Regions from separate parts of the Homo sapiens genome. Here region 2 is linked to region 1. Evidence: read pairs that join two places in POLR2A ChIA-PET (ENCODE). Cell type or tissue: PC-9. All regions are shown on one strand. Each heading gives the region's core, and the rest is flanking DNA. Links, peaks and the distances in the headings are about the cores only. Region 1 has its middle 56 kb from the start of PTPRJ. Region 2 overlaps PTPRJ (protein tyrosine phosphatase receptor type J).

What was found. Peaks named below come from ENCODE experiments on the same cell type or tissue, not always from the same donor. Only the 100,000 strongest peaks of a DNase experiment are listed, where the experiment ranks them.
Region 2: POLR2A ChIA-PET joins it to region 1 with 10 read pairs; 9 of 35 experiments call an interaction of 5 or more read pairs at or near these places.

The regions. Positions count from the first base shown.
Region 1 is chr11:47,920,834-47,929,163 of GRCh38, reverse strand. No RefSeq gene overlaps it. Among named protein-coding and RNA genes, the nearest start is that of PTPRJ, 56 kb to the left of the region's middle. In PC-9, for the core only: no CTCF peak of the experiment used is centred there; a DNase peak (open chromatin) is centred at 4,713; H3K27ac peaks cover 1,988 bases.
Region 2 is chr11:48,012,655-48,020,984 of GRCh38, reverse strand. The region is part of intron 1 of PTPRJ (protein tyrosine phosphatase receptor type J); the gene reads right to left. Among named protein-coding and RNA genes, the nearest start is that of PTPRJ, 36 kb to the right of the region's middle. RefSeq lists enhancers at 420-479, 6,954-7,163 and a silencer at 1,560-1,609. In PC-9, for the core only: no CTCF peak of the experiment used is centred there; a DNase peak (open chromatin) is centred at 7,385; H3K27ac peaks cover 1,211 bases.

The sequences.
Region 1 (8,330 bases), core at 26-8,025:
GTCTCGATCTCCTGATCTCATGATCCGCCCGCCTCGGCCTCCCAAAGTGCTGGGATTACAGGCATGAGCCACCTCACCCAGCCGTCCAGCAGAGTATTTCAATCATCAAAAAAAGTTCTATCCAATTGGTCTTGGCTGTTTGATTAGGGGAAAATAGGGTTCAGAATACTTGAGAGAACATTAGGCAATAGGAGAATGAGAGTGATATAAATAGGCAGTTGTTGATATTTATAATTATTATAATAGTTCCAAGTACGGGGTTAAGCAATTTATATGCATGATCCCTCATTCCTTATAACCTCCTCATGAGGTGGGCACACATATTATCCCCACTTTACAAATGGTAAAACACCTGCTTATTTCTGCCTTTTCCTCCACCCCATCAGTCTCTACTGTGGTTTTTGATGATTTCCCCTTTGTTTAAGCATTCTGGCGAAATAGGACCCAAAATAGAAAACAAGAGAGTGCTGACTTGGATGGGAAATAGAGCTGCTTGAACAACTCCAAGCAACAACAATGTGCTAATCGCCCTCCCCTAAGCATCACCAGCTCACATTTACCGACAGTGTCACCTTACAAGTCAGGGCCAACACTTTTACTCTGCAGCCAGCACATGTGTGTTGTGCGCCTGTTATGGAAAAGGCTCAATTGTGCAGGCTCTGGGGGAGAAACAGAAGTGGGTATGTGTGTCAAGGCTTCTGCCCCCAAACAAGCCTACCTTGTAAGGAAAAAAGACGATGACTTCCGGGATCCTACGTATTTAGGCCAGGCGTAAGGAGGGGAAATTTCATGGACAAGGAGGATTTGAACTGGGACTTGAAGAATAGGAAGGATTTTAAAAGGCAGAAACAATAAGGAACTGCCTGTCATGCAAATGGAAAGGACGACAGAAAAACATGTATAGAGGCAGGAGTGGAAGAGATGCATTCACTGGGCACAGCAGCCAGCATCTGTCTCATCAGTTCTGATTCTGGACTGATCATTCAAGGTTTTTGTTTTTATTTATTTATTTTTAAATTTTTTGAGACAGAGTCTAACTCTGTCACCCAGGCTGGAGTGCAGTGGCGCAAACTTGGCTCACTGCAATCTCTGCCTCCTGGGTTCAAGCAATTCTCCTGCCTTAGCCTCCCAAGTAGCTGGGACTACAGGCGCACACCACCATGCCTGGCTAATTTTTGTATTTTTATTAGAGACAGGGTTTCACCATATTGGTCAGGCTGGTCTTCAACTCCTGACCTCAGGTGATCTGCCCGTCTCAGTCTCCCAAAGTGCTGGGATTACAGGCGTGAGCCACTGTGCCCAGCCTTTTTTTTTTTTTTTTTTTTTTTTTTTTTTTTTTTTTTTTTTGAGACCGTCTTGCTCTGTTGCCAGGCTGGAGTGCAGTGGTGCGGTCTCGGCTCACTGCAACCTCCGCCTCCCGGCTTCAAGTGATTCTCCTGCCTCAGCCTCCCGAGTAGCTTGGATGACAGGCGTGAGCCTCCACACCTGGCCAAATGGAGAATGTCTAAAAGAGCTTTACAAGTTACATAAATCCAAAGGGCTGGGTTTATTTTCACCTCTCTGGAACCATTTCCCCAAGCATAGCTCAGTTATCCAGAAGCTGTCCTGGATCCCATCTAAGCAGGGCTCTCCACAAGCTGCATACATCAATCACCTAGGTGACTTGGGAGGTGATTTATTTTTTATTTTTTATCTTTATTTTTGGAGACAGAGTCTCATTCTGTTACCCAAGCTAGAGTATAGTGGCACGATCATAGCTCACTGTCATCTTGAACTCCTGGGCTCCAGTGATCCTCCCACCTTAGCCTCCCAAGTAGCTGGGACCACAGGCATACACCACCACACCCAATTAATTTCCTTTTTGGTAGATATGGGGGTTTCCCTATGTTGTCCAGGCTGGTCTTGAACTCCTGGGCTCAAGCAATCCTCCCGCCTCAGCCTCCCAAAGTGTTGGAATTACAGGCACCTGGTCTCACGATTTTTTTTTCACATTTATCACTATCTGAAATTCTCTCGTTCATTCATTTGGGTTCTTGATTGTTGGTCTCCTTCCCAGGCCGCCAACCAGACTGCATCCCCATAAGAGCAGGGTCCCTTGTATCACTGCTGTTCTCTCCAGTGTTTTCCAACAGTGTCAACACCAACGGGCACTCCATGGATACTTTTTGAAATCCATAGAGGGCTGAATGGTAGAATCTCTCAAACGCACACATGCACACGCCCTTTGATTCAGAGTGACTGTGAATGAGAATGTGAGGGTGAATCTGACTTACACTTTTCTTAAAGGAACCGAGAGAAGCTCTGAACCTCAATCATCAAAGTTATATATTACACCATTGTTTATAATAATGAAAGACTGGAAGAACCTAAATGTCCACTTGGTTAAATAAATTACAATACAGTTATGCAATGAGGATAGTAAGCACACCTATATAAAATAACACGGAAGCTCTTTGTGAACTAATATAGAGAAAGATTTCCTGGATATATTGTTAAGTGAAAACAACAAGTGTTAAGGTAGGCTATCGCTGGTGAAAGAAGGGGGAAGATGTATACATATTTGCTTGTTTGTGCAAACAAAAAAAGGGATACAAAAAATTAGTTATGACGGCCGGGCATGGTGGCTCACACCTGTAATACCAGCACTTTGGGAGGCCGAGGCAGGCGGATCACAAAGTCAGGAGTTTGAGACCAGCCTGGCCAATATGGTGAAACCCCGTCTCTACTAAAAATACAAAAACTAGCTGGGCATGGTGGCGGGTGCCTGTAGTCCCAGCTACTCGGGAGGCTGAGGCAGGAGAATCCCTTGAACCCAGGAGGCGGAGGTTGCAGTGAGCCGAGATCGAGCTGCTGCACTCCAACCTGGGCGACAAAGCGAGACTCCGTCTCAAAAAACAAGAAACAAACAAACAAACAAAAAAACCTAGTTATGACCATGCAGCATCTCATGCCTATAATCCCAGCACCTTGGGAAGCTGAAGCAAGAGGATTGCTTGAGCCCAGGAGTTCAAGACCAGCCTGGGCAACATAGTGAGGACCAATCTCCACAAAAATGGGAAAAAAAAATGAGTTATGATGACTGCCTACAGGGTAGGGTAACTGGATAACTTGGAAGTAGGAAAGATTTTTCATCATAAGAGTAGGAGGAATGGGGGTATAGGGAGGGATTTGTTAAATGATACAAAAGTACAGTTAGATAGACAGAAGGAACAAGTTCTAGTGTTTTATACCACTGTAGGATGACTAGAGTTAACAATCGTATATAGTTTCAAATAGCTAGAAGAGAGGATATTGAATGTTCCCAAGATGAAGAAATGATAAGTGTTTAAGATGTTAGATATACTAATTACCTGATCACTATACAATGAATTTTTTTATTATTTTATTATTATTATTATTTCTTGAGACAGAGTCTCACTCTGTCACCCAGGCTGGAGTGCCGTGGCGCCATCTCAGCTCACTGCAGCCTCCGCTTCCCAGGTTCAAGCCATTTTTGTGCCTTAGCCTCCCGAGTAACTGGGACTACAGGTGAGTGCCACCATGCCCGGCTAATTTTTGTATTTTTAGTAGAGAGAAGGTTTCGCTTTGTTGGCCAGGCTGGTCTTGAACTCTTGGCCTCAAGTGATCCCCCTGCTTTGGCCTCCCAGAGTGCTGAGATTACACGCTATTTTTTTTTTCTTCTATAGGCACAGTCACAGCTCACTGCAGCCTTGACCTCCTGGGCTCAAGTGATCTTCTCACCTCAGCCTCCCAAGTATCTGGGACTACAGGTGTACACCACCATGCTTGGCTAATTTTTTTGTATTTTTTTGTAGAGACAGGGTTTCGCCATGTTGCCCAGGCTGGTCTCGAACTCCTGGACTCAAGTGATCCTCCCGCCTCAGCTTCCCAAAATGCTGGGATTACAGGCGTGAGCCACTGCTCCTGGCCTACACTGTATATATCGAAACATCACTATGTACCCCACAAATATGTACAATTATTATGTGTCAATTCAAATAAATAAATAGATTTTCCACAATAAGCCTTTTTGTAACTTTTGAGTTTTAAACCACAACAATACAGTACCTATTCAAAAATAAAATCGATTAAAAAATACACAATTTTTTTTTTGAGACGGAGTCTCACTCTGTGCCCCAGGCTGGAGTGCAGTGGCATGATTTCAGCTCACTGCAACCTCCGTCTCCTGGGTTCAAGCGTTTCTCCTGCCTCAGCCTCTTGAGTAGCTGGGACTACAGGTGCACGCCACCACACCCAGCTAATTTTTGTCTTTTTAGTAGAAATGCGGTTTCCCCATGTTGGCCAGGATGGTCTTGATCTCCTGACCTCGTGATCCACCTGCCTCGGCCTCCCAAAGTGCTGGGATTACAGGTGTGAGTCACTGCACCCAGCCTCTAGTCACAATTTTTTTAAATAAATATATATTGATTGAAAAATTTGGTGAATGAAGTTCAGAGTTTCCTTTGGTGGCTTTCAGGAAACAAGCTACTGTCCCCTCCCACTCTTATTCAGAGTCACCCGCCTGGGCCTGCCCACACTCTCCCTCTCCACGCCGCTCCCCTCCCCTAAAAAAAGGTCAAGTTCTGGAAGACTGGGCTACTGCAGCAGCTGTCCCACTGGCTGGCTGGAGGTGTGTGAAGGACAGGTAAACAGCAGCATGTGGTGGCAACAGAAATTCCCTTCATGCCAATATGTCCTGTAAACAGAATGAAAAAAATGTCATCATGTTTACCTTCTAGGGAGTCTTACAAAAACAACTTTCCTGCTTCCCTAAGCTTCTAGATAAAAGAAAATAAACGGCTCTGCTCTGAGTCAGCTGACAGCTATAAACCATTGAGTCTGAGGGAAATTTTTGGTCAAGAAGTGGTAGCAGGCCAGGCACGGTGGCTCATGCCTGTAATCCCAGCACGTTGGGAGGCCGAGGCGGGTGAATCACCTGAGGTCAGGAGTTCAAGACCAGCCTGGCCAACATGGTGAATCCCCATGTCTACTAAAAGTACAAAAATTAGCCGGGCATAGTGGCAGGTACTTGTAATCCCAGCTACTCAGGAGGCTGAGGCAGGAGAATAGCTTGAACCCAGGAGATGGAGGCTGCAGTGAGCCCAGATCATGCCACTGTACTCCAGTCCGGGTGACCGAGACTCCATCTCAAATAAAAAAAAAAAAAAAAGAAGTGGCAGCAGCCTCTTGTATGCCTGGTCTATCCTGGCTGCAGAGAGTTGTGTGTGGAACAAGTATCATTCTTGAACTGGCAGGAAAAGGATCTCTGGGAAGTTGCAGTGTCCACAGAGAGAGCAGGGCCAGCCCAGAAAATCTAAATGAGTCTCCTGGCCTGCCTCCAAAGGCAGCAAGCAGGGCCAGTGTCATGGGTGTGCAATCTCAGTTTAGAGGTGCCCTTGCACGTGGCTGAATGCTCTGCTGACACTGTCTTGAAATTTTTAATAATTTTCCAACACGGGATCTATATTTTCATTTTGTTCCAGGCCCTGTAAGTTACATAGTCAGTCCTGTAGGAAGTGTCACAAAACTCCTTTGTCACCTCAAGTATCCTAGCTTATTATTTTAGTTTGTTATGAAACATATTGAGTCCATTGTTTTTCTTTTCTTTTCTTTTTTTTTTTTTTTTTTTGAGACAGAGTCTTGACCTATCACCCAGGCTGGAGTACAGTGGTGCGATCTCGACTCATTGCAAACTCTGCCTCCTGGGTTCAAGGGATTCTCCCACCTCAGCCTACTGAGTAGCTAGGACCACAGGTGTCCACCACACCTGGCTAATTTTTGTGTTTTTAGTAGAGATGGGGTTTCACCATGTTGGCCAGGCTGCTCTCAAACCCCTGACCTCAAGTGATCCACCTGCCTCAGCCTCGCAAAGTGCTGGGAGTACAGGCGTGAGCCACCGCACCCGGCATATACAGCCTGTTCTTATTCACCAGTGTGCCAAAATGTATGGGATCCTTTCCTAAAAGCCATTTTATGTATTTATTTATTTATTTATTCATTTATTTATTATTAGAGACAAGGTCTCTTTCTCTCTCTCTCTCTCTCTCTCTCTCTCTTGCCCAGGCTGGAGTGCAGTGGCATGATCACGGCTCACTACAGCCTCAAACTCCTGGGCTCAAGTGATCCTCCCACCTCAGCCTCCTGAAGTAGCTATGATTACAGGCACAAGCCACTGCACCCAGCCTGAAAGCCATTTCAGAAGGGCTTGAGGATCCAGGCACTTGCACCTGTGGATGTGTGGGAGGGAAGGCCACGGTCAGGGTCAACAGAGCAGACAGGGAGTCTGGGCTCAGTAGCTCACGCCTATAATCCTAGCAGTTTGGGAGGCCATGGCAGGCGAATCGCTTGAGCCCAGGAGTTTGAGACCAGCCTGGGCAACATGGTGAAACCTCATGTCTACAAAAAATTTAAAAAAAAAACCTAACCTGGCATGGTGGTGCATGCCTGTAGTCCCAGCTACTTGGGGATGCTGAGGCAGGAGGATCACTTGAACCTGAGAGGTCAAGACTGCAGCGAGCAGAGATCATGCTACTACACTGCAGCCTGGGCAACAGAGGGAGATAGGCCAGCCTACTAACTTGATATACAGCCAGGCACTTTATCCCACTGCAGAGAGAAGGGAGAGAAGGCATCACAAGCCCCTTCAGCACTGGGTGGGTACTCTTAGGGCTAGAGAAGGGAGGTAGGCCAGTTACCATTTCTTGTGCCAGCATCTCTCTTTATTCCTGGTCCCATGGGGTGCTCAGAATTAGTGGTTCACAGTGTAGCATCTTTGAGGAAAATCTTCCAAAGAAGACACAGAAGCAGAGTCTTTAATTTTTGTTGTTTGCTCTGTCATTCAATAAATATTTACAGACTCCATCTCTACAAAAAAAAAAGGCCGGGCGCAGTGGCTCACATCTGTAATCCCAGCACTTTGGGAGGCCGAGGCAGGCAGATCACCTGAGGTCAGGAGTTTGAGACCAGCCTGGCCAACATGGTGAAACCCTGTCTCTAATAAAAATACAAAAATTAGCCAGGTGCAGTGGCAGTGGCAGGTGCCAGCTACTTGGGAGGCTGAGGCAGAAGAATTGCTTGAGCCTGGGAGGTGGAGGTTGCAGTAAGCCAAGGCCGTGCCACTGCACTCCAGCCTGGGTGACAGAGCAAGGCTCTGTGTAAAAAAAAAAAAAAATTAGCCAGGCATGGTAGTGCACACCTGGGGTCCCAGCTACTCAGGAGGCAGAGGTAGGAGGATCACTTGAGCCTAGGAGGTCGAGGCTACAGCAAGCTGTGATTATAACACTGCACTCCAGCCTGGGTGATAGAGTGAGACCCTGTCTCTAAAAAAATATATATATATGTGTGTGTGTGTGTGTGTGTGTATGTGTATATATATACAGATATAGATATATATCTATATATATCTATATCTATATCTTTAGTAGAGATGAGGTCTTGCTATGTCACCCAGGCTGGTCTCAAACTCCTGACTTCTCCTGGCCTCAAGTGATCCCCCTGCCTCAGCCTCCCAAAGTGCTGGGATTACAGGTGTGAGCCACCACACCCAGCCAAAAAGAAAAAAAAAAAGAGAGATATTTATTGAGCACTTAGTGGAGCTAGGCAATAAGCAACTAAATGAACACAATGATAAATATGAATTGTGGTAAGGGTTATGAAGAAAACAAAGACTGCCAAAAGAGAGTACCTGGACAGAGGTGGGGAAGGGCAGGAGAACTACTTGGCTAGTATGATTGGGGAAGGACTCTGATAACCTGAGCTTTTTCAGCTGAGATCTAAAAGATAAGTAGAAGCAGCTATGTGCAAAAAGGAGGAAGAGCAGACCCAGTAGCGGAAAGCACTGTGGGATGTTGGCATGTGCAGGAATGTGGCCTCTTCATGAAATGGACAAAGGCCAGTGGCAGGCCGGGCGTGGTGGCTCATGCCTGTAATCTCAGCACTTTGGGAGGCCGAGGCAGATGGATCACGAGGTCAGGACATCGAGACCATCCTGGCCAACATGATGAAACCCTGTCTCTGCTAAAAATACAAAAATTAGCCTGGCATGGTGGCATGCACCTATAATCCCAGCTACTCAGGAGGCTGAGGCAGAAGAATTGCTTGAACCCAGGAGGCAGAGGTTGCAGTGAGCTGAGATCGCGTCACTGCACTCCAGACTGGGCGACAGAGCGAGACTCCATCTCAAAAAAAAAAAGGCCAGTGGCTGGAGTGTCAGGAAAAATGAAAAATGGGGAGTATGCAGTAAGAGGAGGCGGGGTCTGAAGAGGTGGGCAGGGCCAGACCATACAGGGTTCTGCAGGCCACACTGGGGACCTTGGGTGTCATTCCAAATG
Region 2 (8,330 bases), core at 62-8,061, 92 kb before region 1:
ATAAATCACTGGTAGCCAGCCTGCCCTTTTGGGGATCTTTCTCTATCTCCATCTGAGAATCTCTTTCTTCACCCAACTCTGACACATGCCCCTCAAAATAAAGTCAGATACTCTGAGGTGGACTGTCCAAATCCCTTGCTGCTTTTTGGTTTCATTCACTTGCCCACGGGCTGTTCTTAGTGCATTTGCCCATCCAAACGTGGGAGGGGCAGGAGGAAGAGTAGGGACATCCAGCATTGGGACCCAACTCAGTCCGTGATACTTCCAGAAGCTCCATGCTGGAAGCTGGCAACTGTGGAATCGACAGGCAGCTTCGCTTCAGAGGGTTTTGAGACCAGTACCTGCTCAGCTGCTAACCCACCTAGGGTAACTGAGCCATGTCCGGCTGCAGTCTGAGCCTTCACTCTGCCCCCGGACTGCACTGCGTTCATTTACGAGATCTCCAAATGTGAGTTTAATGGAGGCAGATGTACAAGGGTTCTCACAAGCCCAGGGAACTCAACTTCTAGAAGGAAACGGGGCCACACCAAACAAGATGATGGGGCAATCAAGAGATACTCCCATAACAGCAAGAAACAAAGAGCATTCACGCCTCCTATGCCAACGCCCTCCACCACCAACGCCAAAAATTTCCGTATTTCATAACACCAGCTGAGATAACTGACTCAAATCTGTCCACTTCCACATTTGCATACTGGGTTCTGACATTTGCCTACCACTGAACAGTCACCAAGTAAGACGCAAGGTGGAGACGTACCCACAAAGCAATATTTAATGTCTTTGGATCGCCACTAGCTAAAACCTCCTGAAGTTTCACCAAACTCAGCTCTGTAAAACAAAAGAAAAAGAACAACACTATAAATTACAGCCTCGCCAGGATCTCGGGACATGCCTATACTTTGTATTTTATAAGTTCCGTATAAATACTGGAACAGCATAGAAACAGGGATCTCAGAAATAACGCCATTTTGAAGGCCACAGGACGAAACCCAACTATTCATTTCATTTTATTCTACTTCTTATCTCAAATACACAGTTCCTTTTCCTTTAACGAAAATATCGCTCTTTTTAAACAATATGTGATGCAAAGCAAATATAACAGGGTACCAACACAAATCTTTCCTGCCAAATTTATGGTTCCTCGCCTGTCCCCAGTTGCACCCAGAACCACTACCCCAGCCTATCGCTGTGTACACAACACGGACTAGGAATTCTAAAGAACTGCCTTAATCTCTCAGCTGTGTGCAGTGCGATAGGGTACGCTTGGATGCCAGTTTTTAAAAAGCAAATCAACTTTCCTCAAATTATTAAGATAAATAATTAGAAGGGGAAAGCTGCCGGCATTCAGTACAATAGGGGGGAAACCAAAACACTGAATGTTCCTGAGTCTCACACAGGGTGATACCTTGGAACAGTTAACACAGTACCCTGGCAAAATGTCCACCACATTTTTTCACCCCTTAACCTGAGTCATTATATTGTACTTTCTAGACGTGAGCAAATGTGATTGCTGAACAGGCAACACAGGGACTAGGGCCCCTTCCTGGAGGTTTCTCAGTGCACTCTAACACAATTAACTCCTCTCAGGCTCAGAGAAAGGAGGTGGGGTTCGGGGGAAGGTGGGGTGGAGGGGCAGATTCTAGTGAAGTCAGAGGCCTGGAGAGGCTGTCGCAGTGGGGCCAGGTGGAAGACAGGGAACCAGAAGGGCGGGATGCTTCCTCGTCACTGAAAATCCTCTTCTGTTGTTATAAAGGCCAAGTGCCCGCCCAGCCCCTGCCACATCCACGTTCCTAAACAGAGAGAGGGCCTTCCACAGGCAGGAAAAGGGCACAGAGACCGGGAGGCAGCAACTTAAACTCTTGGCAGCCTGGAAGGGCAGGACCCACGGGCTCACTCCACTTACCCCAGCCTTTCCACAGGCCCTCCTGAGAGGGGTTCTCCATCCCCCAAGACACACACACACAACACACACACGCACGTACACGCACACATACACAAGAAGAAAGCGTGGAGAGAGGGTAACTCGACTCCCCTGCCCCCCTCCCCACCAGCCTGCAGAGGCGAGGGGTCGGGGAGAAGGAGGGCCTCTGCTCTATCCTCCCAGGTATCTAACCCTCCCTGGGCAGCTGTCAGCTTCCATTTGCATGAATGAAAACTGTGGTCAACTGGTACCTGGGAGAGAACAAAGCAGGAAATAAAAGGGGCTGTCACTTACTCAAATCCAAAGCTCATCAAGTCTAACTAAAGGGAGTGCCACATTCCGCACCCCCAGTTCGGAGGGAAGGATTTGCTGGCTGGGCCCCGACGCCCCTCCCCCTCGCTGACACTGACAAAGGATCTGGTTCTCACTGAAACTGCTTCTCTTGTGACTGTTTCTAGTCTCCAAAAAGACTGTATTTATATTTTTAATTAGCTGCTTTTTACAGCAATTTTTTAAGTATTATGATGACTTACATGTGGTAAGAAAAAAAGAGCTAATCAAACAATGAAAAGCCTCCCCTCAAACCTCGGTCTCCTGGAATCCCAGTCTCTCAGCCATTCCAGGGTCTTCACTGTGGCCCGGGGCTTCACACCACTCACAGCCATCCACTGCCCCCAGCCCCCAACTTCAGCAGAGCTGGCATGCTCTCATCTGCATTCAGCAGCATCCCGGGTGTGTAGCTTGTGCTTGGCACTGTGCTAAGGCTTTGCAAAATGGACTCTCCACAAATTGGTTGAAAGAAAAAAAAAAGAAGTCATGTTGAACAGTTTCCAGAATGTAAAGGGTTACAAAATCCTTTGCATACACCCAGAATTAAGGAAAAAAAAAAAAACAGGAAGGAAATATACTAAAACATTAAATGATAAAGCTACTTAGAAGGATTATGGATGACTTTTAGTTTCAATTTTATACTTTTCCTCTATTTTCCAAGTTTCACATAAATAAGCATAAAGTATTTTTATCATCAGAAATGAATCCATTCACACATGCATACACATTCATCTCCCAACCCAGCCTGGCAGAGCCATCATTTTTTGTGCATTTTGTTTTTGCAGGAACTAATTTACATTTTTAAGTGCTTTACAGCTGATAAAGTGTTTTGAAAACAGAAAAACTAACCAGGAGTCAATGATGGTCCTGAGACTAATACTGGTGTCACTGCCCAAAGCTCTATGAGAAACTGTGACACTCTAAACTGTCCCTCACCCTTATCTCTGGTCCATCACCCACCAGGCTCTCTGCAGCCAGTGGGCCCTTGCTCTCTGCAAGGTGCTTTCCCTGTCCTACACAGAGCACTTCCACAAACACGGTGCATGCAGGTAGAAGAGCAGAGAGCATTCCCCTCACAGAAGAGGATGCTGAGGTCAGGTGTGTGGCTTGTTCAGTGTGGCTAGCCCTCAGATGCTACTACTCTCAGGTGGGACATAAGCCAGTGCTACCTAGCAGGGGTGAGGTCACCATTCCAACTAATTTACATCTACACTGCATTTTGTGGAATGCCATGTCACTCTTATAACACAGACATTTTTATAGCAATGTATAAGTATCTAGGCATCTCTTATTTTCTTTAATCCCATGAGGCACATTATTATATCATCATCTTACAGGTGAGAAACTAAACCTCAGAGACAAACTCAGTGTGCCAGGCTTGTTATCCAGCCAAGCCCCAGCTTCTATTGCCTCTCCAGGGCCAACCCCTACCCACACCCAACTTCCTGCCCCCAGATGGCCCCTACCTACCAGAATGATGTGCACAGATGTCATCAACCAAACCAAAAAGGTCCTAGACTTCTGCTGTTTCCAATCTGATAGCAGTGATACCACAGTAGGGTCACCTACTTGGGATCAAATCTGGACTCCACTATGTAACATCTCTACAACCTTAAGCAAATTACATAAACTTTTTTGAACCCCCTGTTTCCACTTGTAAAAATGGGAAAATACAGCCAGGTGAGGTAACTCACACCTGTGATCCTGGCACTTTGGGGAACCGAGGTGGGAGGATTGCTTGAGCCCAGGAGCTCAAGACCTGGGCCACAACATGAGACCCTGTCTCTACAAAAAAAAAATTAAAAATAAACAAAAATAAATGGGAAAATAATAGACGGTCCCTGCTCATCTGCTTGTTTTCTGCATTCATTAAGATAATGTATGTAAAGTTTACCATGGTGACTATTATAGGAGGCAGTGTTCCTTAAATGTTCACTATTATTACTATTAATACCATCACCACCATCATTAGCACAATGCAGACAGAACCCAGCACACAGGCACATGTGGTTAATGCCAGACAAAAGGCTTCCATGTTCATCTTCTCATTCAGTTTCTCATGACCATCCTGTGAGGCTGGCAGGGCAGAAATTAGGGCCCACATTTTAAAGATGAGGCGGCTGAGGCTCAGAAAAGTGACTTCCCCATATGCACATAGTAGTGGCCAGGACTCAAGTCCATGGCATCCAACTCCCAAATCCTAGGCTCTTCCTGCTTCCCATGCCACCTTTTCTCCCGCAGAAGGTACCGTGGGTTCACATTGGAACTGTCTGGCCTGAGAAATGCCAGCAAGCCAGAGTTTTTTGTTGGGTTGCAGACTCAGCCATCACCTGGTGGGTGAAGTCATTTCACCTCTGTAGGTCTCCGTTTCTTCATCAATACCACCCACTCATCCTCTCCTTTTCTACCCTGGGCTACTATGAGGATAACGAGTGGGAAGCAGCTGTGAAGAACATAACAGTGCTCATCTGGTCTGACCCCTGCTTGAAACCTGATGCCTCACAAGCAAGAAGCAGAGGTATGGGTTCTCTCCTGGGTGAGGCTGAACAGCCCTCACCAAGAAGGAATCCACAGTCCAGAGCCTTGCTTGAGCCACAGGTGACACTTAGGTCAATCCAAGCCCCTCAACACCTCCAATCCAGCCAGCCCAGCTTCCACTGGAACCCATAACACAATGGCTGCAAAAGCCAAACAGACCTGGCTCCCACTGCAAAGGAACCTTGCAGTGGATCCTAATCCAGAAAGGCACTGAGTATGTTGGAAAGAGGGTGGGGCCAGGAGAGCTGGCTTGGAGCCCGACTTCCCCACAGAGTAGCTGGGGGATCTTATGCAAGTCATCTCATCATTAGTATTATTTCTTTTTTTTTTTTTTTTTTTTTTGAGACAGAGTCTCACTCTGTTGCCCAGGCTGGAGTGCAGTGGCATGATCTTGGCTCACTGCAACCTCCGACCTCCACCAGGTTCAAGGGATTCTCCTGCCTCAGCCTCCCGAGTAGCTGGGATTACAGGTGCACGCTACCATACTCGGCTAATTTCACCATGCTGGCCACACTGGTCTTGAACTCCTGACCTCAAGTGATCCACCTGCCTCAGCCTCCCAAAGTGCTGGGATTACAGGCATAAACCACCACACCTGGCCCTCACCATTATTTTTAAAATTTAACTATACCCAGCTCCATCCCACCAAGTATATGTGGTGGTTTAGAATAATACAAATAACACAAAAGAATAAAACAAACAAGAGAACCAGGCAAGGCAAAAATGAGTATAGAGAAAATAATAAAGCGGGATGGAGGGCGGGAGGTTGGGGTAAGATCAGCACATAGAAATGCATGCCATATGGTCCCATCCTGCAGAAGTGTCAAGATGGGCCACAAATCTAGCTCTCAGGTGCTTAGTAACCAAAGCCAAAGGAAAACATGATGAGCCACACGCTTCTCGGTGCCCATAACACAGAAACAAACCAGTTGTTCCAGAGAAATACCTCTTTCCCGGCCTGATTCAGAGCCTCTTCTCCATCGGGCCTTCATAAACGGACACAGTGATACAGCAGCTAAGGCCTGCAGCATCCCCACCGCAGACTCCAATTTCTGTTGCAGAAATTCCTTATTTCACCACCTCCCCTTGCAATTTGATGACATAATCCAAAAACGACAATGCAGCTGCCAAAGTGGCCAAGTCTCTTGACCCCTAGAGCTCAGTTACCTAATCTTTAAAATGGTCCATCTGGCCTGGGACAGTGGCTCACACCTGTAATCCCACCACTTTGGGAGGCCAAGGCAGGCAGATCACCTGAGGTCAGGAGCTCGAGACCAGCCTAGCCAACATGGTGAAACCCCATTTGTACTAAAAACTACAAAAAAATTAGCCGGGCATGGTGGCGCATGCCTGTAATCCCAGCTACTCGAGAGGCTGAGGCAGGAGAATCGCTTGAACCTGGTGGAGGCTGGAGGTTGCAGTGAGCCGAGATTGCGCCACTGTACTCCAGCCTGGGTAACAAGAGTGAAACACTGTCATAAAATAAAATAAAATAAAATAGTCCATCTACCTCACCAGGCTGTTGTGAGGGGTAAAGCAGATAATGTGTGATAACTCACATGCCTAATACACAGTAGGTGCTCCATAAAAATGAGTTCATCACTTCTGCTAGAATGGAAGTTCTTGAAAGCGGGATCTTGGTTGGAGGTGGTCACTGCTGTATCCCAAGCACCTGGAGCAGTCACTAGCACATAACAGATGCTCAACAAATATTTTTTGAATAAATGAATTTCCTACAGCAGGTTCCTAAAAACATTAGTCTCATGAGATGCTTCTAAAAAGAGACAGCTATAGAGTAAAACAAAAATCTAGGGAAAACAAGGGTTTTATATCCCCTTCCCTCTTAAAGAGTTACCAACAGATTTAAGTTTCTTCTAAGTCCTGCAAGAAAGACATCTGTTTGATTTTGTTCAGGCCAGAGTTCTCCAAACTTGCTTAACCACAATACCTCCCCTTTTCCTCACACAGAAGGAAGGATAGACCCACATTCATTCTCATGATCCCAGGGGGTTCTAAATGATCCTAACAAGGAAAGGGGCCACTACCCCATAGAGAGATAGTCCCAAAACAGCAAAGGAACGAAGAGCATCCACACTCTTCACGCCAATACCCTCCATCACCACCACCTACTAACTCTGGAACACATCATGTTTCTAAAAATCAAACAGATCCTTCAGACCTAAACAGCTGGCTTCACCCAAACAGATGGACACTCTGGTTGCCCCTGCACATTCCAGAACCCACCTGCTCTGCCCAACTTCAGCAAAGCCAACCCCCAGGGCCACATGAATACCCAAGTAAAGGCCAGATCCCAGAGGCTGGGGCCAGCGGAAGGTCTTCATCACCACTGGGAGGGCAGCACTTTCTTTGAAGTGGGTAGGGGAGGAGGGATCTGGGTGCATGTCCTGAGTCCCCAGGTGGCCGCCCACAGGGTGCATCACATGGTTCTGCTTGGCTCACTAAGCCAAGAGGCTCCTGGCAACAGCTCCCTCACTGTGCTCACTGCTTACTTACCCACACAGCCGTGAGCTGCCCCACTGCCCCGCCTCTGCAGGTTGATGCCACCACCCCAACTCCCAGAGAGCCAGCAAGCAGGCTGGCAGTCAGGCCACCCAAATGACAACCACCCATTCCCCCATGAGAAGCAAGATTCTCCTGAGCATACCACAGAGCTTCCCTAGGCAGGAAATGATTAACAAATGTTTACTGAGCACTTCCGGGAGGCCAGGCCTCATCTCCCCCACTGGCCTTCAGATCCCGAGGACCATTCAGTCATCTGAGTCTACCTAGTACCGGCACTGGCTCCTGCAGGAACTGGGTTCTGATAGACCACTGGCCTTGACCTCTGACCCCTGTATGCTGCTGCGCTCCAAGCCTGTGGTCCATACCTGGTATGGCATCTACACAGCCACCAGATTCATGATCTTCCTAGTTCTAAATGCCCATTCCATGTGTTTGAAAGAAAATAAGGGGCCTGGGGGTGAACATGAGCCCAAATGGAATTTAACATCACCTGTCTGTTACCCTCATGTTACCCTCAGTCCCGTGGGGCTTGACATCTTGAATGGAACCTTTTTTTTTTTTTTTTTTTTGACACAGAGTCTCACTCTGTTGCCCAGGCTGGAGTGCAGTGGCACAATCTCAGCCCACTGCAACTTCCCCCACCCGGTTCAAGAAATTCTCCTGTCTCCACCTCCCAAGTAGCTACGATTACAGGCACACACCACCACACCCGGTTAATTTTTGTATTTTTAGTAGAGATGGGGTTTCACGATGTTGGCCAGGTTGGTCTCAAGCTCCTGACCTCAGGTGATCCACCTGCCTCAGCCTCCCAAAGTGCTGGGATTACAGGCATGAGCTACCGTGCCTAACCTTGAACTGTATACTTTTTAAATGGGTGAATTTTACTGTATGTGAATTATATCTCAGTAAAGCTAGTATTTTTTTAATTGCCATCAAAAATATGCAAATTTTAGTGCCTGGGCTAAGTGCCAGGATATGAAGATGGATGAGAGCTCTGAAACCTCTCTCAAGGGGCTCA